Regions from separate parts of the Homo sapiens genome. Here region 1 is linked to region 2. Evidence: chromatin loops called from intact Hi-C (ENCODE). Cell type or tissue: PC-3. All regions are shown on one strand. Links, peaks and the distances in the headings refer to the core of each region. The heading gives the core; the rest is flanking DNA. Region 1 has its middle 450 kb from the start of ZIC3. Region 2 has its middle 390 kb from the start of ZIC3.

Evidence for each region. Hi-C counts contacts between places; a loop is a spot of excess contacts. Peaks named below come from ENCODE experiments on the same cell type or tissue, not always from the same donor. Only the 100,000 strongest peaks of a DNase experiment are listed, where the experiment ranks them.
Region 1: a loop joins it to region 2, with 4 times the contacts of the local background. A loop is called at or near these places in 2 of 110 quality-filtered maps.

What each region holds. Positions count from the first base shown.
Region 1 is chrX:138,006,830-138,018,651 of GRCh38, forward strand. No RefSeq gene overlaps it. Among named protein-coding and RNA genes, the nearest start is that of ZIC3, 450 kb to the left of the region's middle. In PC-3, for the core only: no CTCF peak of the experiment used is centred there; no DNase peak of the experiment used is centred there.
Region 2 is chrX:137,952,822-137,964,643 of GRCh38, forward strand. No RefSeq gene overlaps it. Among named protein-coding and RNA genes, the nearest start is that of ZIC3, 390 kb to the left of the region's middle. In PC-3, for the core only: no CTCF peak of the experiment used is centred there; a DNase peak (open chromatin) is centred at 5,720; H3K27ac peaks cover 2,583 bases.

The sequences.
Region 1 (11,822 bases), core at 1,253-9,252, 54 kb after region 2:
TTGAGACGGAATCTCGCTCTGTCGCCCAGGCTGGAGTGCAGTGGCGCGATCTCGGCTCGCTGCAAGCTCCACCTCCCGGGTTCACGCTATTCTCCTGCCTCAGCCTCGCGAGTAGCTGGGACTACAGGCGCCCGCCACCACGCCCGGCTAATTTTTTTGTATTTTTAGTAGAGACGGGGTTTCACCATGTTAGCCAGGATGGTCTCGATCTCCTGACCTCGTGATCTGCCCGCCTCGGCCTCCCAAAGTGCTGAGATTACAGGCGTGAGCCACTGCGCCCGGCAGCAGAATGAAATTTTATAAATTCGGTAATAAGGAGATGAGTGCTTTAGTTGTTGAGGTGACTGGGAAGACAGGGCTGGTTCTGAGGTTTCCCACAATTCCCCTTCTTGTTTTCTGCTGGAAATATTAGAGGAAAGGCCTGGGGGATTGGCTGTCTCACTCTTTCCAATGGAGGACAGTCAGGGAAACTGATTATATAGAGGTCACCCTTGGCAATGCTCTAATACTTTCTCTATGATCCTATCAAGCTGCTGAAGATGGTCAATCTTCCTTAAAGAAATTGAAGAGGCTGCCATTCCTGGTTTCAACCCCCTCTCCTGCATCCTTTGCTCTCCAGAGCACTGCTACTTTTCTCTGGTTCTATGATCTCCAAGGCTGGAGATCCAGATGACTCACTCCAAGCTTTGGCCTGCTTATTGTGCTTAGGATCCTCCTCTTTTCACTCAGTGACTTGAGGGAATAAAGACACTTATTTCTTTTTTAAAAAATAAATTTGATTTTCACAAGTCTTGAGGTGAGCTGTCTTCTTAGCACTCTCCACATGAGGAAAGACCCTCTGTTTCCACTGTTGATGTCTACACCATCCTTGGAATAGAGCATTGTGGCTAATAACATGGACAGGACACTGGAATCCAAATGCCTGGATTCAAATCCCAGCTCTGCCACTTACCAGCTCTGTCATTTTGGGTGTATTATTACTTAACTTCTATGGGCTTCAGTATCCTCATTTGTAAACTGGATTAATTGCAATTAGTCCATAGAGTTTTGTGATATATATATATATATATATATATCTATGTGTGAGAGAGAGAAAGATAGTCTCAGAATATTAATCAAGCATATCTATTAGGTGCTACATAAGTGTTTGCTTTTATTCAACATATATTTATTTTCTACTCTGTGCCAAGCTCTATGGATGGACCTGAAAGTAGAGCTGGAAACAAAATAGATGTGGTCCTTGCTCTCATAAAGTTTATCTGCAGTGGAGAAGACAAGCAGTAAGAAAGTAATTACAATAATGGATGATGAGAGCTAAAAATTATTGCAACCCACAGTTTTCAGAGCTGCCTAAATATGTAATCTCATGAAAAACACCTGTATAGCCATGACAAGGAATTCTCTGCTGTCTGAAGTGTTTTGGTCTACCCAGGCAGATCTGTGAATGAGGAGAGGTAGTTGGCCTTTCAAGAACTCCCACAGAGGGCTCAGACTGGAGGGGCTGTGTGACTGACAGCAATAAAAGTTTCACTTAAGCCAGAGTCTGGCCGGGACTTTCTCGCTTTTACAAACAACACAAAGGATCTAATTCTCCCTAATAAGCAGAGCTACCAACAGCAGTCTGTACAATAACTTTTAGAAACCTGACCTTGTGACCCAGAGGCCATCCTGAAACCACTGCACCCGTTTCCCCCCTCTTCCCCATCACTCAATAAACGTCCAGGCTGATCTATTGTCCCAGGGAAGAGAAGGCCCATGAAATAATTAACAATCCCCTCTCTGTTCTGCAATACTTACTCCAAACGTTGAGCACTCAGAGGCTCTGGAAAGACTAAGCAAAGATGATGTTCTTACCAGGTGATTAGATGACAAAGAGCCCACTGCCAGTCTTCCGGAACACTGTTGAATGCAGACCATGCCTCAGCATTCCTGGAAGTAGCATAATTAAGAGCTTGCCCTTGTTAAAGGACTAACTTCTTCCCACCCTAGCAGCTTGTCTGGTTACAACGGGACTACTAAGAAGGGATTGGGACTTTGACTTGTCTTGAGTCTCTTTTATTAAAAGATTTAAAATTGGGTTGTGCTAATGCTTCCAGTTGCAAGGGAATTGTTTATCAGTCAAAATACCACTATGTTAACTTTTTTTGAAAGAAAAATAAGCCCTATTATGTAGGTTAGTGGAACTTGTTGCTTTTAACTTGTTCTTGCAGAAATTTCTGAGCAGCAATTTGATGGGTGGGAAATAGAAGGAGCTGAAGTTCAGAGTTCTAAAATGGATGACTTGAGCTTTGTTTGGTCCTGAGTGCCTAGATTGGGTAAAACCACTTGGACCGTGGCGAGAGTGTGATGGTGAAACAGCTGAGTTGGACTGGGAGCTGCCTAGAGCAGCAGAATACACCTGAACTGCAGCAGGAATCACAGGCAATGACCACCAAGACGACAACCATCTTCAGAGCCATAGTGAAGTGTGAGGCCACAGTGAAGAGTTGAGGCAAGAGGTCAGCGGTTGGGGATGGAGGGACAAGGAGACAGAAGAAATAATGATTAAGATCATGGCCTCCAGAGACAGGCTACCTGGGTGGGTGTAAATCCTGACTTTGCCACTTCCTTGCTGTGTGACCTTGGTCAGTTACTTAACTGATCTGTGTTTGTTTCCTCATCTGAAAAATGTGGTGGGGAAGGGTAATGTTACCCACATATGCCATCAATTCACCTGTTTTGTCTTAGATTGATTTTCGACCTTCCCCCTGCTCTCCCTGTGTGGCAGGAGAACTGTCCCTATAGGCTATATTTCCCAGTCACCTGTGTCAGCAGGCTTCCCACAGCGTTTGGCCAATGAGAGGTATGGGTGGGAGACTCAAAAGGAGGAAGAAAGGAGAAACCAGGGAATTTCCCCCTATTTACCACAAATAGGTGCCTGGTAGCTCAAACAGGTTACTGGCAGCAGCTGTGGTTCCTACTGGACAGTGCCTTCCTTCATGGTCCTAGCCTTCACCATAATTCCAGCCCAGTGTGGTCCAATAGAAATATAATGAGAGTCACATATATAAATTTAAATTTTCTAGTAGCCATATTAGAAATATATAAGAAATGAGTAAAATCAGTTTAATAGTTTTAGTTAACCCAATATATTTTGATTTCAATATGTCATCAATATAAATATTAATGAGATATATATTTTTCTACTAGTACTTGAATTCTGGTGTGTGTTGCCCACTTACAGCACATCTCAATGAGGACTAGACACATTCAAATGCTCAATAGCCACATGTGACTAGTGGCCACCACATTGGACAGTGTAGATATGGACCCTGCTGGCTGGTCCTAGTTCCATATTCTGTCTTACCATTTTCTGTCACTGTCCCTCTTGATCTAGGGAAAGTTGGGACTCCTTGCTTTTGTTAATCACCAAATTGCATAATTGTACTCTGTTTGGCCTCTCAGATCTTTAATTGGTCATATTACCAACTTCTTGTATTAAATTCTCTTTTCGAAATACCTAGAATGTTGTCTGTTTCCTCACAGGCCCTGACTAATCCACTGCCTTATAGGATTATTGGGAGGACCAATGAAGCTTTTGCACATAAAGCCTTTGGAATAGTGAAGGCACAGAGTAAGTGTTCAATATGTGGTGGTACTTGAAAAGTAAAGGTCTTAAAAAGAAGTGTAAGACTTCTGTGCAAGCTGTGAGCTGAACAATATGAGCAAATATGATTATGAGATGAAAGATGGGGTGACAATGACATTGTTCCCCACTACCCCTAGGATCATGTTCAAACAGCCTTCTGAGCAGATGACCTCATGGCCTGCAAGTGTACCTTTCTGCTGCTGCCTCACAGAGAAGAGCCTGAAGAGAAAGGAAGAGATGGTTCTCTAAAGTCCCCAGCTTCTATGAGTAAGGCCTTTTGCCTCTCACTTTTTTGAGGGTACCACCATCACCCTGTCACTAGGAGAGCATATAACTGGTACGGGCAGCAATCCAAAAACATTTTACCACAGGAGATATGTGCTTTGAACAAATTACATCATGTAATACTGAGTAGAGAGCATGCATCTTTAAATTAGACACAACAGGATTTATATCCCTGCACTGCCACTTTCTGGCCATATAACCACTGGCAAGCCGTAGATGCTCACTGCACCTCAATTTCCTCATCTTCAAAATGAGTGATAATAATGCTCACTGGATTGTGAGGATTAAATAAAACATATGCATAAAGAAACTGGTACATTACACTTTGGGAGGCCGAGGTGGGTGGATCACGAGGTCAGGATATCGAGACCATCCTGACTAACATGGTGAAACCCTGTCTCTACTAAAAATACAAAAAAATTAGCCGGGCATGGTGGCGGGCACCTGTAGTCCCAGCTACTCGGGAGGCTGAGGCAGGAGCATGGCGTGAACTTGGGAGGCGGAGCTTGCAGTGAGCTGAGATCGCGCCACTGCACTCGAGCCTGGGCGACACGGTGAGACTCTGTCTCAGCAAAAAAAAAAAAAAAAAAAAAAAAAAAAAAAGAAACTGGTACATTGCTTGGCTTAGAATCAGTGCTTAACAAATGCTAGTTTCTAGCACTCTTCTAGGTAAAATACACATGATTTTATAACCTCATTCAACTCAGGTTATTTAATGTGGGCTAAAATATAATGCATTCTCTTCCGCTCTCCCTTGTTTTATCTGTTGGACACTTGGTTTTTCTTGCTGGTTTACCTCCTTGTCCAGGACTAAGTTGTTTAGCACATCTACTTGGACCTTTGGCAAAGGGCACTCCTTTTTTGTCTGTGCTCTGACTGAGTGTAATCTAAGTCATCATGTACAGAGAGCAAAAGTAAACTTGGGCCCTATCCAGGCCAGTGTTACTGCCCAAGGAGGCCCAGTAGGGCACAGCAGCAGGAATTCCAGTCACTGTTGACTCTTGACATGAGAAGAGAGGGCAGTAAAGTATTGCAGGGTAGTCTGACTTAGCTGGAGCAGGACCCCAGACTGTAGCTGGAGAACCTGGAGTAGAGTCTGTCCTCTTGGGACGAAGGCTAACAAGGGCATGGCCAGGTGTTTTGGCTTCAGCCAAGTGAGCTACAGGTCAAGATAGGCCACATTGCCCAGCAAGACTGTGAAAATTGATAACCAAGATGGTTACATTGATTTATGGATTGGGAATACGTGGCAGAGGGTGGGATTTAGGCATGGCAGTGTCTAAGTTTAGGGCAGCAAGCCCTGCGTAATACTAAGCCCTGCCAACTGGTAAGGCTAAGCCTTCTGGGGGCCTTCCAAGTCCAGGGGCTGTGTGGGTGGTGCCTATAGTTGCAAGAGCTGGAGGAAAACTTTTAATTTTATTTTTAATTGCCAAATAATATAGTGATTGTATATATTTGTGGGGTAAAATGTGATGGTGTATATATGGTTACATAATGAACTGATTAAGTCAAACTAATTAATATATTGATCACCTCAAATACTTATTTCTTTTCGTGATGAGGACCATCATTCATTAGACCAACCAATAGCCTATGAGGTGGCCTGGCATGTGTATTCATGTTGAATAGACAGTTCTATTCAATAGAACTGTCCATTCAGCATGAACAAGATTGACCAGTCAGGCTCTTGCTATAGAAAATATAAAGACAACTAGATAACCCGAGGGAATCTAAGGTGTGAAAGGTGCAAGTAGAAGCTGTCATGAAGGCCCATGAGCAAGCTGAAGTCACAAGGAAGCAGAAACTCAAAGTAAGTTGTAGCTATGTCATGGAAAAAGAAATTAAGCTGGGCCCAGTGGTTCATGCCTGTAATCCCAACATTTTGAGAGGCTGAGACGGGAGGATCACTGGAGACCAGGAGTTCAAGACTAGCCTGGGCAGCATAGTGAGGCTTGTCTCTATACAAATTTGGAAAAAAAATTAGAGAGCTGTGGTAGTGCATGCCTGTAGTCCTAGCTACTTGGAAGGCTGAAGTGGAAGGATCACCTGAGCCCCTTGAGTTTGAGGCTGCAGTGAGCTATGATTGTGCCATTGCACTCCAGCCTGGGTGACAGAACAAGATCCTTTCAAAAACAAAACAAAACAAAACAAACGGAAAGGGGAGGGAAGCCAGATAAGAAGAGAGAAGTGAGAAAGAACTCAAAGAAAGAGCAGGTTATATTATATTGCATTATAAAAAAGTCTTATTTTTGTCTCTGGATGTATTAGTTAAGTGATGGCTGCCTGGTATAATAAATAAACCTTCATTCTTAGTGGCTTAACACAATGTTTCTCACACACCTCACAGTCTAGTACAGCTGCTCCCATCGAAGTACCCTTTAACATGTAGTCATTGAGGGACTCAGGTTTTCTCCTTTTGTGGCTCTGCACTCTTCCAGGTCCTTGGAGGCTTTTCTATTCAGCTCGTGGATGCGAAAATAGATCATGAAAAAGGGACATCTCCTTTTTAGCCACTTTTTTCCTGTAAATGACGCACATCAGTTCTCCCACATTCCATTTATGAAAATTAGTTTCAGGGCTCTACTGGGTCAAGTAGGAGGGGAAATATATTTCCTGGCTTGGCAACCACACTCCATGATATTCTACACTATGGAAAAGGAAGGCCAATCCTTGTCAGCTGATTTTCCCTACCACAGACTTCTTGGATTCCCTTGAACTCTCTGTCTCCTCTTCTTCACAACTGATGAGATAAGCTAAAACAGTGCCTTTGGAGGAGAGCCTGTCTTTCCCTCTGTCAGCAGAAGACTATCAATATATTGTTAGTGACTGCAGAGGAATGTTACTGAGCAAGGAACATGTTCTATTGGCTAGGTCCCTTGTCATTAGAACTGAATAGGGCAAATGATGCTGTCTCTCACTTCTTGGGCTCTTCTGGGACTTTGGATCCTGTATTTCATTCCTCCCTTTTGTCTGCAAGTTAGAAACCCACCAACTCTTGAGAGATCTTTCACAAAACCTGGGTTCTTCCAGGGTACCCACAGCAGGAGGGGGAGTTTCTCTCAAGGACAAGGAGTAGCATTGCCATGTGTATGGGGGTGCTCTCATTCCAAGTTCCTCCTCAACCTGTCAAGCTAGGTTTATGCTCTGGGATATGCTAACTTACTTGGGGAAAGTCTAAGGAAGAAGGCTCTTAATCAGAGTCTTCTTAGAGTATTCTTAAGAATATTATTGGGGTCACTTTAAATTTCATGTTGATATTGAGAGTCTCTCCACCAATTGTATCCTAGTTTTGTAAACCAGGCCAATGCTGGGTGGGAAGAAGAAAGAGGAAGGCAAAGGAAAAATCATAAAGTTGAGGTAACCCACATGAAGTGGGGCAAAACTGGATCAGAGATCAAGTAGCATAATGATTTTTAACATTTGTTTTGATAAAACTAAAAGTTTTCACTTTCAATTTTTTAAAGAGCATCAGTTTAACACTATCCCATTCATTGAAATGTCGACAAAACAGAACAGCCAATATAAACAAGAAATAAAAGGTGATTAAAAATAAGCAGTTTTATCACAGATCTCCTTCAGGAAATATAGGACTATGCCTTCTCTAATATGTGTATTTCCAGTTTTAATGACTTGAAAAAAGTTTTAAGAAGTCTCCTGTTGCATTTCAAATGGCAACCCTGTTTTTATACTCAGAGTCTCTCCTTGCAAAACAGCATTACTTCCCATAAACTTCCCTCCTGTGGTCACACCAGAGCCGTCCCACTTCAGTTGGTTACATATTTAGATTTTCATTGTCAGTTGTGGACTGAACATATGGGTATGTGCAAGGCAGTGACATGCGGTAATCCCAGAGCAGTACAGGCACCATTGATTAGAATTTCTGAACGCTACTTTTTAGGGCACCTGGGATGGGCTAAGTCAGGATTACAGCCAAGTAGGACAAGCTTAGCATTTGTTTCTTGAAGAGCTGGTGCTAGGGCAGGGCCCTATTTGAGGTTTCTGGGAGTGGAAAGAATCACAGGGTGAGTCAAAGCCAAAGTCCTTCGTGGCTACAGAGGGTCAAGTCAGAAAAACTAAGTACCAGATGCTAAGTCTAGAGGGGTAATAGTAGGGCTGTAAGCCAGAGACCAAGCTGAATCAGAATCCTTGTGAAAATAAAAGCAGAATAAAGTCAGCCTGGAAGGGAAATAAGGAAGGGCCTTTGCAAGTCTTGGGATTCATTAATTTATTCAATCATTTATTTCTCAAATATTTACAAAGCATCTATTATGTACCAGGAATTTGTATGTGACCTGATTGGTAGTTGTTTACATAATCAGCCTCATTTAAAGTTGTAGATTTAAGCAAGACAAACTGATTGTAAATTCTGGCTTAGCAACTTACTAACCATATAACATTAAACAAGTTAGATAACTTTTCTGTGTATCAGCTTCCCATCTATAAAACAATACATAATAAGAGAAACCTACCTTATAGGGTTGCAATGAAAATTAAAAGAAAATTCTTGTAAAGCACTTAACACCTGACATACGACATATATATGTAAATGTTTGTTAAATAGAGTTGAGAGGACCCCATTATCAATCTTGAGACTGAGTATCAAGTTGAGGGTGGGGTGGAGATTAGGCTAAAAAATTATTTTGTATTGAATTAAGAAAAGATTTGAAAAGCCAATTGAGTGGCATACAGAAAATTTTAGAAATAATTTTCTACCCAGAAACTGAACATCATAATTTTATTTTATTTATATACATGTTTTGTGCCTTGCTTTTTGGCAACAAAATGCTTTAAGTGGCTTACAACAAAACAGTAGTCACACTGAACTAATAACTAAGAAGATAAAAATTGAAAATCCAGTTTAAGAAAGGAAAATTCCCTCAAATATTTCAATCATGAGGGTCAGTATAGTTGTTATGGTTTAGCTTCAAACTGAGTTCTAAACTTTTGAGTGGTGAAGGCATAGAAGGAAACGCAATCAATTGTGTAACTCTTGGTATCACTAAATCAGAAGCATACCAATTCCTTATTGGAAACCAAATATGTTCCTGCAATCTTTCTAAAATATATTTCTCCTATCAGTCTGTATATGATGGATGTGAAATTGAACATAGATTTGGAATCAAGCAGATCTGATTTCAAATTCCAGCTCCATTACTTATTAGCTTTGTGATCTGGGGCACATAATTTAAATTGTTTGAGACACTGACTTACCTGTAAAATGGGCATAATAATATCTCTTATATCTAAGGACTTCGATGAGAATTAAATGAGATATAAAGTATTTAATATAGTGCCTGGAACATACTCATCCCTCAATAAATGGAAGCTCTTCTTTTCCCTCTCCACTTCCTTCTCTTCCTCCTCTTTGTCCTATTTCTCTTTTCTCCTTTTCTTCTTCCTCTTTTTAATCTCTCCATCCTCCTCCTCCTCCTCTTCATATCCCCATTACCTGATATGTTATATTTGGAAACATCACTTCAATATTCATTCTGGGTGCATATAATGACAACGATTTTAACAGCTATATAGCACTTACTATGTGCCAGACATTATTCTAAGCACTTTACTTTCCTTGACTCATTTAATCTTCAATTAATTTTTGAAAAAATCTAGGCCAATTATGTGCAAGGGTAAAAGCTATGAGGATTATTTAAAGGAAAGTTGTATTAAAATTCAATGAGATATCAGAAAATAGATGGTGTCAACTGAGTTGCAGGACTTATTGGGTATATTTTCTTAACAGGTAAATGGACTTACTCTCATATACTTATCTTTCTTTTTGTTAAAAGGTAGAGTAGGAGCCCAAAAGAGAAAGGATTCCTGGCATGGATGATATAGGCCAACTGAGATCTAAGCCTTATATATAAGGGCTCTCACTTTCCTGGCTCTACCTTCACTTGTACACTGTCGCACTCAATCACAAGCATCAGACTCAGAGGCTTAATCAAGAATACTATTCTAATAGCAGTCTGTACCCTGGGAACAATTTACAAGACCCCCCTTGGTGTCTATGCATGGGCTTCAAGGGGCCTGGGAACCTTGTGAAATTGTATGTATTAGCCTGTGTTTATATGTCTATCTTCCTGAGGGTGGTCGTTAATATATCTCACTAGATTCTTCAAGGGATCTCTGCTCCCTCAATGTCAGAAACTACTACTGTAAAGTACAAAAAAATTAGCTGGGTGTGTGGTGGGCGCCTGTACTCCCAGCTACTCGGGAGGCTGAGGCAGGAGAATGGGTGAACCCGGGAGGTGGAGCTTGCAGTGAGCCGAGATCGTGCCACTGCACTCCAGCCTGGGCGACAGAGTGACACTCCATCTCAAAAAAAAAAAAAAAAAAAGACCAAGGGGAAGACTCACATGTAGTTCGGTTCAGCTCACCATAGTTGGATTACCTTTTGATGTGGAAATTTTGGGGGAGAGATTTTGAAACCATACATTATATGTCCTAAGAAATTACAGCAATGATATGCAGCTAGACAGTAAGTCAAGGATATTAGCATTTGGGGATTCTGAGATCTTAATGAGGCCACTACTCTCAATACTGACAGGAATATATAGGTGGCAGTTGAAGCTATGGATGTGAAATGGTGACTTAGAGACACTCAATAGATGAAAAAGAGCAGAGAGCCAAAGAAGAATCTTCAGGGGACCACAAATGTTAAAAGATAGGTGAAGGAATAAAAATAGCAGCATATAGTATGTTTCAGACACTACTTTAAATATTTATGTTTATTAAGAAATTTAATGTCAGAACAATTTTATGAGGTAGGTACCACTATTCTGCCCATTTTACAGAAGAGGAAACTGGAACACAGAGAAGTTAAGCAACTTAATTAAGGTCACACAGTTGGTAAATGCCATAACTGGGATTCAATCCCAGGCAGTCAGTGTGGCTCCCGGGCTCACACTCTTAACCATTAAACTGTATTGCTTCATTCACTTGGCCATTAGAACATACTGTTTCATTGGTACCTGTCTCCAATGAGTATGTCTCGGATCATAAAGATGCAGATTAACCTTCATATGTCTTTTGGGTTCCTCTCTGGACATAGCACAATGTATGTGCTAATAGGTCCACAACAAATACTTGTTGAATGAGTGGCCTGGGGCACAGACCCACTGCGTAGCTATGGAGTCATTATAAGTAGTCTGTGACCCCATGAAAAGGCACTGAACATTGTCTGGTGATAAAATAAATAGGTTATTAATTACAGCTATTGTAATTTTCACAGATATGCAGTTCCTCTTATTATTCATAAAATACAAATTCATTTAAAAGCATCTTAGAGCTCCTAGTAGCTTTGTGTTATGATGAATTACCTCCATCAATGGAAACTTAAAGTACACCTACTATTATTTGTGATGTTTTTTACAAGAGTCATATTCAAAAAGTAACCACTGAGTTGAGAGCACAATTGAAAAAAACACGTATTAGTCATGATATGCTGAGTTATGTTGGGGTAACAAACATACTCCAAATCTTTGTGATTTAAAACAACAAAGATTTATTTATTGCTCACAGTACATGTCACAAGGCAGCTGGAGTCTCTGTTCCATGTCATCTCACTCCAGGACACAAGATGATGCAACAGCAAACATTTGGAACTTTGCCAGTTGTTGTAGCACAGAAAAAAGAAGGAAATTTATAATTTCTGCTAGCAAGTAACACATATTACTTCAATTACATTTTATTGACCAAAGTAAGTTTCTTTCCCAAGTTTCAGTTTAGATCTGGAGGGAAGTGTCATCCTATCATGTGCTTAGAAAAACAACTAGAAATATTTGGTAAGCAGTGCCAATAACTCTCAAACATGTGGGCTTTACTTTGTACAATGGCTGGGTGAAAAGCAAGTTTGTGTAGTCATCTTTCAGATGATTCAGGGGTGTTTACTTTTTGAGAGAATCCT
Region 2 (11,822 bases), core at 1,410-9,409:
ATTCTGTCTTAAAATCTTTTTAAATTTTTAGTTTTTACTTTTATTGGATACATAGTAGGTGTATATATTTATGAGGTACATGAGATGTTTTGATACAGGCATGCAATGCATAAAAATTACATCATGAAAGATGGGGTATTCATCCCCTCAATCATTTATTCTCTGTGTTACAATCAATTGAATTCTACTCCTTTAATTATTTTAAAATGTGCAATTAAATTATTATTGACTATAGTCACTCTGTTGTGCTATCAAATACTAGGCCTTGTTCATTTATTCTAACTATTTTTTGTACCTACTAATAATCTTCACCTCCCCCTCATCTCCCCTGCAATACCTTTCCCAGCCTTTGTAGACATCCTTCTATTCTCTTTCTTGATGGTTTCAATTTTTTTGATTTTTAGATCCCCCAAATACGTCAGAACATGTGATGTTTGTCTTTCTGTGCCTGGCTTATTTCACTTAACGTAATGACACCTAGTTCCATCCATGTTGTTGCAAGTGATAGAATCTCATTCTTTTTTCTGGCTGAATAGTACTCCATTGTGTATAAGTACCACGTTTTCTTTATCCATTCATATGTTGATGCACATTTAGGTTGCTTCCAAATCTTAGCTATTGTGAACAGTGCTGCAACAAGCATAAGAATGCAGATATCTCTTCAATATACTGAATTTCTTCATTTTAGGTGTATACCCACTGGTGGAATTGCTGGATTGTGTGGTAGCTCTATTTTTAGTTTTTTGAGGAACCTCCAAACTCTTCTCCATAATGGTTGGACTAATTTACATTCCAACCAACAATGTATGAGGGTTCCCTTTCCTCCACATCCTCTCCAGCATTTGTTATTGCCTGACATTTGGATAAAAGCCATTTTAACTGGGGTAAGATGATATCTCATTGTAGTTTTGATTTGTATTTTTCTGATGATCAGTGATGTTGAACACCTATTCATATGCCTGTTTGCAATTTGTATGTCTTCTTTTGAGAAATGTCTATTCAAATCTTTTGCCTACTTTTTAATCAGATTATTAGTTTTCTTTCCTATAGAGTTGTTTGAGATCTTTATATATTCTGGTTATTAAGCCTTTGTCAGATGAGTAGTTTGCAAATATTTTCTTCTGTTCTGTGGATTGCCTCTTCACTTTGTTGATTGCTTCCTTTGTTGTGCTAAAACTTTTTAACTTGATATGATCCCATTTGTCCATTTTTGCGTTGGTTGCCTGTGTTTGTGGGGTATTACTCAAGAAATTTTTGCCCAGACTGATGTCCTGGAGAGCTTCCCCAGTGTTTTTTGTAGTAGTTTTATATTTTGAGATCTTAGATTTAATTCTTTATTTTGATTTGATTTTTGTATATGACAAGAGACAGGAGTCTAGTTTTATTCTGCTGCATATGGATATTAAGTATTTCCAGTACCATTTATTGGCGCCTTTGTCGAAAATGAGTTCACTGTAGGTGAGCGGATTTGTTTCTGTGTTCTCTATTCCGTTCCATTGGTCTAAGTCTCTGTTTTTATGCCAGTAACATGCTTTTTTGGTTACAATCACTCTGTAGTATAATTTGAAATCAAGTAATGTAATTCCTCCAGTTTTATTCTTCTTGTGTATGATAGCCTTGGCTATTCTGGGACTTTTGTGGTTTCATGTAAATTTCAGGATTGTTTTTTCTATTTCTGTGAAATTGGCATTTTCATAGGGATTGCATTGCATCTATAGATTGCTTTGGGTGGTATGGATATTTTAACAATATTAAATCTTGCAATCCATGAACATGGAATATCTTTCAAATTTTTGTGTGTTCTTCAATTTCTTTCATCAGTGTTTTATAGCTTTCATTGTAGAGATCTTTCGTTTCTTTGATTAAGTTAATTCCTAGGTATTTAATTTTATTTGTGGCTATTATAAAAGGGATAAATTTTACTTATCTTAAAAAATTTACTTTACTTAAAAAATTTCTTTTTCATATTGCTAACTGTTGGCATATAGAAATGCTACTGATTTTTGTATGTTGATCTTGTATCCTGCAGCTTTACTGAATTTGTTTATCCGTTCTAAATGTTTTTTTCGGTAGAGTCTTTAGGTTCTCCAAATATAAAATCATATCATCTGCAAACAAGCATGATTTGGCTTCTTCCTTTCCAATTTGGAAGCCCTTTATTTCTTTCTCTTGTTTTATTGCTTTAGCTAGGACTTCTATTGCTATGTTGAATAACAGTGGTAAAAATGGGCATTCTTTTTGCATTCCAGATATTAGAGGAAAGGCTTTCAGTTTTTCCCCATTCAGTATGATACCAACTGTCGGTCTTTAGTATATGGCTTTTATTATGTTGAGATATGTCCCTCAACATCCTTGTGCACTGTTGTTTGGAATGTAAATTAGTCCAACCACTATGGAGAAGAGTTTGGAGGTTCCTCAAAAAAATAAAATAGAGCTACCATATAATCCAGCAATTCCACCACTGCGTATATACCTAAAAGAAAGTTTTGTGAGGGTCTTTATCATGAAGGGATGTTGAATTTTATCAAATGCTTTTTCAGCATTGATTGAAATGAACATATGGTTGCTACCCTTCATTCTCTTTATATGATTTATCACATTGATTGATTTGCATGTGTTAAACCACCCTTGCATCCCTGGGATAAATTCCACTTGGTTATGATGAATAATCTTTTTAATGTATTGTTGAATTCAGTTTACTACTGTTTTGTTGAGGGTTTTTGCATCAATATTCACCAGAGATATTGGCCTGTAGTTTTCTTTTATTTTAATGTGCCTGTGTCCAAGACAATTCTTATGCCAGGATCAGTGCCAGTGCTCTGCCCATGTCTACTCAGGATTCATCTCTATAAGTTGGAAGTATGATTATTTTCTTTATTGTCAAGGAAGGAGACTCAGCCTGCTGGCAGGGCAAGCCAGAAGGGGTACAGAGTGAAAACCCTTGGAAACTGCCCCCAAACAATGACAAATTGGGAGTCAGTGGATATATACTGCACCTTCTTGTCCCTCGGTTGGCATAACTCTGAAGAGTATTCTACACTGTTTCCCAAAGTTTTCCAGATGGAGCGAGCTGCAATTGCACACAGTGGTAACTTGTTTGATACTTCAAACTTTATTGACTTTCTTCCCTTTGCTGTCTCAGATGCCCACTTTCCCATGAATGCTTACTGGGATCACTTTCCACAAAACTAATTGCCCTGGAATTCTCATTTCAGGGTCTGCTTTGGTGAGCAGAACTCATATCAAGATAAAAGAATAACTTGTGCTGGAAAATGCTTAGAAACTATTTAACTGATATATGAAAATAAAATATCCATTTCTCTCTCCAAACTCTTTATCTTCCTGTAAAATACAACTGGAGCAGAGCTCTCTCTACGTATTGTTTTTTTCATTGTTCTTTTCCCCTGTTTCTTGCTCTCTCATTCCTCAATAGCAAATAAGGCAAGACTTGCAAGATTCCAGGCAGCTAAGCAGAGTTTCCTGGGTGACAGCCTTCTAGTTTTTCATGTCTACTTCCATTTTCTGGGTGACAGGCTTCTAGTTTTTCATGTCTACTTCCATTTTCCTTGTGGAAGATGCAGAAAAGTTCATTATGTCACTTGGGTCAAATATTATTATGCACAAGCCCACCTTTATGCTTAAGTGCATTTGAGGCTCTCCTAGACAAGAACACTGAGATCCAGATATATTTTGGTGAGCAGGTACTTTGTCACCATTACACTTACAGTTTTCCCTCAAACACTTAGCTGATTCTGGCACAAAACTCACCTTGGAATTTGGCCTAAATTTCATAAGATTTATTGCTTCTTCAAATTGACCCACAAGTTAAGTGAGGGTTATTTTCGATACTAGGTTATTTAGGTAATAAAATGAAGCATTTTGTAATGATGTAGGCATTAGTAATTATTTACATATGTAATCCAAATACACACAGTCTTGCTCTTCCCAGCTCACATGATAGAAGCACAGTCCTTAAATCTTGGGCTCCCTTGGCAAGATATTTTTTCTGTCATAAGACATAGACATTGAAAACACAGCATAACATTCATATTTTTCACTTTTGTTCCATTCATTTTCAAAGAATCAATTCTAAATGTATTCCAGTGCATGAAGAAAGGGGGATTAACAATGATTCCATTGTGCAGCTTCACTAATCTTGTGAAGTTTTCAGCTGTTTAGAAGCTGTAGCAATTTACCCTATATTAATAGAGTCAGGGGGTTCAGCTGTGTCAGTGTATCAAGGGGTGTTATGTTTCTCCTAAGGCGGTCATATGGAAGAAAGGGAGTACAGATCTATTTTATCTTGGGCTCATAGGTCTGAGAAGAAAATAACTTGACCAAATTTGGCTTTCTTTTTATTAGGCTTGTGACTTGCTACCTTTCATATTCCCTGGTATGTTCCAGTAGATTTCATTGATTAAAGTCAGGAATTCTCAGTGCTGGGAAGGGCTTTGGATGAGAAAGTGCCTCATGTCCTTCTGAGAAGACAGTATGTGGAAACTCAGAGATTTCACTAGTTATTTATATAGGTTTTGTGAGCATCTAGAACTCTGCATTTATGAGTCAACTCCCACTCCTTTAATTTACCCAGTCTGGAAGGATTAAAGAAAGGAAAACCATTGCTCCCTTTTCTTCACTTTACTTCAAAGCTGAAGATAAATGATCAATCAAATTTTTTTAGTTAATCAGTAACTTCTACTTATTTCTAATTCTACAGTGTACTTGTTTCAGTGTGGAATGTTGAAAAAAAGAAAAATTAGTTGATGTTTTGTAGAAGTCTGAGAATGCTTTTGAAAACAAATTGAAAAAGCAATCTTTTAACAATGAAGGAAAAAATATTACTGGAAAATACAAAAAAATTGCAGAATTTCAGTAACTTAGCATTGAAAGTAAACCTAGAAGTCACCCAACTCAATGTCTTAGCCCACGCAGGAATCTTCTCTTAGCATTCCGTTTGTGTACTTTCAGTGATGGCACCTTTACCACCTCCTCAAAGTAGCCCACTCCATTTCTGGATAGCTGTAACAGGGAATTCTTCCTTATATTGAGTCATTTTCACATTAATGCACATGAAAATGATAGAAAAACAATCAAGTAAGCCATTTGCTAACATAAGATTCCAAGGCACTGTCTTTATGATGAGCAACTCGTGTTAAACCAATTTAATTTCCTTTTGTGACAGAACTGCAGGTCTTGAATAAAGAGGAGAGCAATCAATGTAGGATACATCTGGACTTCACTACAGTTTTGTGGATCTGCAAGGCATTTCCATTGGTGATCCAAGGAGATCAGGCCTGGACTGTACCATTACATGAGTTGTACTCCAAGGGCACTAAACAATGCTTTGGGAGAAACCTGGGACAACATGTTCCAGAGATCACATAGTTTTGTCCCAGAGCTTTTCATTTTTTTTCCTACAAGGTCTAGAATGAGAAAAATGTATACATTCCTACTAAATTTGTGGATGACACCACATTGGGAAATGGAGCTGGAGGGTGGGGAAATTAAAAGCTGAAAATTTCTTGTGAGACAAGAGCAGAATCCAAGGTGACCCTGACCAATTAGAAAAATGATCTGTCAAAAAAAGCTGACATTTGATGTTCAACAGGGACAGTGCTGGGCAATCCATATGCTCCCCAAATCCAAACCACATGAATACCTGCTGAGGAATGGCTGGTGAAACCATCACTCTGAGTCACACCTTGAGTAAATGGAAACAATACAGAACCATTGTTTAAAAGGCTGGCATAGGCCTGGGTTTTGTGAACAGGGCGCTATTAATGTACAAAAGCCAGGACATAATTCTTCTCCTCTATATTCTGCATCAATGTAGACTTTATTACTCAGGCATTCAGCATGTTGGTCTGCATATAAAATATGGAAGTAGAAAAACTGGAGAAATTATCAAGGTAAAAGGAGTAAAAAGCAGTCTTCCTGGAGAATATGTGAAAAAAGCTGAAATGACTACATTCATTAGAAGATTCAGTGTGGACTCCTTACTTGCCTTCCTTTCATCTGATTTCTCCACATCCGCCTAATTATAATAAATCTTTTCCACATTGCTTGTGAAGTTCTATCTAAAGCTGTTGTTGTCCAGTCCTGTTCATCAAGATATTCCATATTTGGCTTAAACTGCTTCTTAAGTTTGGTCACATGCCATGTAGATAAGCCAGATTGGCAGCAAACATTTAGTGCTAAGTGACATGCTTTGGCCATAACGCTATCATAGCAATCATCACATTGATAACTAATCTATCCTGGCATACATACATACATGAGGTACCTTATCACTATATGTTGTATGAAGGAATGGGAGAAGGGATTTACCTAATTGGTTATTATTTTTTTTTAATCTGGACTTCTTTCTGTCAAAGTGAAGTTAATATAAGAATGTTGTGAGGAAGTGTACAATTAATTATGAGCCAAAAGTTGCCCAAGACATTGGGAGGAATCTCTGGAAGGGCACTTAGAATGAAGTAAGGGAAATGTAAGTCAATGGCAGCATTATTGGTGTCTCTAAGCAGTGACATGCTAATATGATGTAAAATGGTTATTTGTTTTTGTAATAACTCTCTTTAGTTAACCTGTCTAAATGTGTCTAAAGCATCTTGCATGGTACCTGGTACACACTAGACGCCAGATACATACTAGTTATCATTCTGTGAATTTTTGAATATTTCTTAATTTAAGCCAATTATACCTGTATTGATTTCCCTGACTTAGCACTGGCATTTCATGCTGTGCTTTTAACTCTCTGAAAACATACTGTAAGAGCTTACTCAACTCTTCTCCAAAGAGAAGAATTTAATGACTATCCAGTTAAGCCATTCTTGCACTGCTATAAAGAAATAGCTGAGGGATCATTCCAAGATGGCCAAATAGGAACAGCTCTGGTCTGTAGCTCCCAGCGGGATCAACGCAGAAGACGGGTGATCTCTGCATTTCCAACTGAGGTACCTGGTTCATCTCACTGGGACTGGTTGGAGAGTGGGTGCAGCCCACAGAGGGTGAGCTGAAGCAGGGCGGGGCATTGCCTAACCCGGGAAGCACAAGGGGTCAGGGGATTTCCTTTTCCTAGCCAAGAGAAGCTGTGAAAGATGGTTCCTGGAAAATTGGGACACTCCTGCCCTAATACTGCACTTTTCCAATGGTCTTAGCAAATGGCACACCAGGAGATTATATCCCATGCCTGGCTCAGTGGGTCCCATGCCCACAGAGCCTTGCTCATTGCTAACGCAGCAGTCTGATACTGAACTGCTAAGCAGCAGCCTGGGCTGGGGGAGGGGCATCTGTCATTGCTAAGGTTTGAGTAGGTAAACAAAGTGGCCGGGAAGCTCGAACTGCAGGGACCCCACCACAGCTCAATGAGGCCAGCCTGCCTCTGTAGGCTTCACCTCTTGGGGCAGGGCATAGCTGAACAAAAGGCAGCAGAAACTTCTGCAGATTTTAACGTCCCTGTCTGACAGCTCTGAAGGAGCAGTGGTTCTCCCAGCATGGAGTTTGAGCTCTGAGAACGGACAGACTGCCTCCTCAAGTGGGTCCCTGACCCCTGTGTAGCCTAACTGGGAGACACCTCCCAGTAGGGGCCAACTGACATCTCATACAGCCGGGTGCCCCTCTGGGATGAAGCTTCCAGTGGAAGGATCAGGTGGCAATATTTGCTGTTCTGCAACCTCCCCTGGTGATACCCAGGCAAACGGGGTCTGGAGTGGACCTCCAGCAAACTCCAACAGACCTGCAGCTGAGGGTTCTGGCTGTTAGAAGGAAAACTATCAAACAGAAAGGAATAGCATCAACATCAACAAAAAGGACATCCACACCAAAACCCCATCTGTAGGTCACCATCATCAAAGACCAAATGTAGATAAAACCACAAAGATGGGGAGAAACCAGAGCAGAAAAGCTGAAAATTCTAAAAACCAGAGCGCCTCTTCTCCTCCAAAAAATCCCAGATCCTTGCCAGCAACAGAACAAAGCTAGATGGAGAATGACTTTGACGAGTTGACAAAAGTAGGCTTCAGAAGGTCGGTAATAACAAACTTCTCTGAGCTAAAGGAGAATTTTCGAACTCATCACAAGGAAGCTAAAAACCTTGAAAAAAGAGTAGACGAATGGCTAACTAGAATAAAAAGCATAGAGAAGACCTTAAATGACCTGATGGAGCTGAAAACCATGGCACGAGAACTACATGATGCATGCACAGGTTTCAGTAGCTGATTTGATCAAGTGGAAGAAAGGGTATCAGTTATTGAAGATCGAATGAATGAAATGAAGTGAGAAGAGAAGTTTAGAGAAAAAAGAGTAAAAAGAAATGAACAAAGCCAACAAGAAATATGGGACTATGTGAAAAGACCAAATCTACGTCTGATTGGTGTACTTGAAAGTGACAGGGAGAATGGAACCAAGTTGGAAAACACTCTTCAGGATATTATCCAGGAGAACTTCCCCAACCTAGCAAGGCAGACCAACATTCAAATTCAGGAAATACAGAAAACACTACAAAGATACTCCTCGAGAAGAGTAACCCCAAGACACATAATTGTCATATTCACCAAGTTGAAATGAAGGAAAAAATGTTAAGGGCAGCCAGAGAGAAAGGTTGGGTTACCCACAAAGGGAAGCTCATCAGACTAACAGCAGATCTCTCGGCAGAAACCCTACAAGCCAGAAGAGAGTGGGGGCCAATATTCAACATTCTTAAAGGAAAGAATGTTCAACCCAGAAGTTCATATCCAGCCAAACTAAGCTTTGTAAGTAAAGGAGAAATAAAATCCTTTACAGACAAACAAATGCTGAGAGATTTTGTCACCACTAGGCCTGCCTTACAAGAGCTCTTGAAGGAAGCACTAAACATGGAAAGGAAAAACAGGTACCAGCCAGTGTGAAAACATGCCAAATTGTAAAGACCATCAATGTCAGGAAGAAAGTGCATCAACTAATGAACAAAATAACCAGCTAAAATCATAATGACAGGATCAAATTCACACATAACAATATTAATCTTAAATGTAAATGGGCTAAATGCACCAATTAAAAGACACAGACTGGCCAACTGGATAAAGAGTCAAGACACATCAGTGTGCTGTATTCAGGAGACCCATCTCACATGCAGAGACACACATAGACTCAAAATAAAGGGATGGAAGAAGATCTACCAAGCAAATGGAAAACAAAAAAAAAAAAATGCAGGGGTTGCAATCCCAGTCTCTGATAAAACAGACTTTAAACTAACAAATATCAAAAGAGACAAAGAAGGCCATTACATAATGGTAAAGGCATCAATTCAACAAGAAGAGCTAACTATCCTAAATATATATGTACCCAATACAGGGCACCCAGATTCATAAGGCAAGTCCTTAGAGACCTACAAAGAGATTTAGACTCCCATACAATAATAATGGGAGACTTTAACAACCCACTGTCAATATTAGATCAATGAGACAGAAGTTTAACAAGGACATCTAGGACTTGAACTCAGCTCTGCACCAAGCAGACCTAATAGACATCTACAGAACTCTCCACCCCAAATCAAAAGAATATACATTCTTCTCAGCACCACATCACACTTCTTCCAAAATTGACCACGTAGTTGGAAGTAAAGCACTCCTCAGCAAATGTAAAAGAACAGAAATCACAACAAACTGTCTCTTAGACCACAGTGCAATCAAATTAGAACTCAGGATTAAAAAACTCACTCAAAAACACACAACTACATGGAAACTGAGCAACCTGCTCCTCAGTGACTACTGGGTAAATAACGAAATGAAGGCAGAAATAAAGATGTTCTTTGAAACCAATGAGAACAAAGATTGAACATATCAGAATCTCTGGGACACATTTAAAGCAGTGTGTAGGGGGAATTTATAGCACTAAATGCCCACAAGAGAAAGGAAGAAAGATCTAAAATCGAAACCCTAACATCACAATTAAAAGAACTAGAGAAGCAAGAGCAAACACATTCAAAAGCTAGCAGGAGGCAAGAAATAACTAAGATAAGAGCAGAACTGAAGGAGATAGAGACACAAAAAACCCTTCAAAAAATCAATGAATCCAGGAGCTGGTTTTTTGAAAAGATCAACAAAAGTGATAGACCACTAGCAAGACTAATAAAGAAGAAAAGAGAGAAGAATCAAATAGTCGCAATAAAAAATGACAAAGGGGATATCACCACCAGTCCCACAGAAATGCAAGCTACCATCAGAGAATACTATAAACACCTTTATGCAAATAAACTAGAAAATCTAGAAGAAATGGATAAATTCCTGGACACACACACCCTCCCAAAACTAAACCAGGAAGAAGTTGAATCTCTTAATAGACCAATAACAGACTCTGAAATGGAGGCAATAACTAATAGCCTACCAACAAAAAAAAGTTGAGGATCAGACAGATTCACAACTGAATTCTACCAGATGTACAAAGAGGAGCTGGTACCATTCCTTCTGAAACTATTCCAATCAATAGAACAAGAGGGAATCCTCCCTAATTCATTTTATGAGGCCAGCGTCATCCTGATACCAAAGCCTGGCAGAGACACAACAAAAAAGGAGAATTTTAGACCAATATCCCTGATGAACATCGATGCAAAAATCCTCAGTAAAATACTGGCAAACTGAATCCAGCAGCACATCAAAAAGCTTATCCACCACGATCAAGTTGGCTTCATCCCTGGGATGCAAGGCTGGTTCAACATACGCAAATCAATAAACGTAATCCATCACATAAACGGAACCAAAGGCAAAAACCACATGATTATCTCAATAGATGCAGGAAAGGCCTTTGACAAAATTCAACAGCCCTTCATGCTAAAAACTCTCAATAAACTAGGTATCAATGGGACGTATTTCAAAATAATAAGAGCTATTTATGACAAACCCACAGCCAATATCATGCTGAATGGACAAAAACTGGAAACATTCCCTTTGAAAACTGGCACAAGACAAGGATGCCCTCTCTCACCACTTCTATTCAACATAGTATTGGAAGTTCTGGCCAGGGCAATCAGGCAGGAGAAAGAAATAAAGGGTGTTCAATTAGGAAAAAAGGAAGTCAAATTGTCCTTGTTTGCAGATGACGTGACTGTATATTTAGAAAACCCCATCATCTCATCCCCAAATCTCCTTAAGCTGATAAGCAACCTCAGCAAAGTCTCAGGATACAAAATCAATGTGCAAAAATCACAAGCATTCCTATAGAGCAAGGACAGACAAACAGAGAGCCAAATCATGAGTGAACTCCTATTCATAATTGTTTCAAAGAGAGTAAAATACCTAGGAATCCAACTTACAAGGGATGTGAAGGACCTCTTCAAGGAGAACTACAAACCCCTGCTCAAAGAAATAAATGAGGATATAAACAAATAGAATTACATTCCATGCTCATGGATAGGAAGAATCAATATTGTGAAAATGGCCACACTGCCCAAGGTAATTTATAGATTCAATGCCATGCCCATCAAGCTACCAATGACTTTCTTCACAGAATTGGAAAAAACTACTTTAAAGTTCATATGGAACCAAAAAAGAGCCCGCATGGCCAAGACAATCCTAAGCCAAAAGAACAAAGCTGGAGACATCATGCTACCTGACTTCAAACTATACTACAAGGCTACAGTAAAGAAAACAGCACAGTACTGGTAACAAAACAGAGGTAGAGACCAATGGAACAGAACAGAGCCCTCAGAAATAATACCACATATCTACAACCATCTGATGTTTGACAAGCCTGACAAAAACAAGCAATGGGGAAAGGATTCCCTATTTAATAAATGGTGCTGGGAAAACTGGCTAGCTATATGTAGAAAGCTGAAACTGCATCCCTTC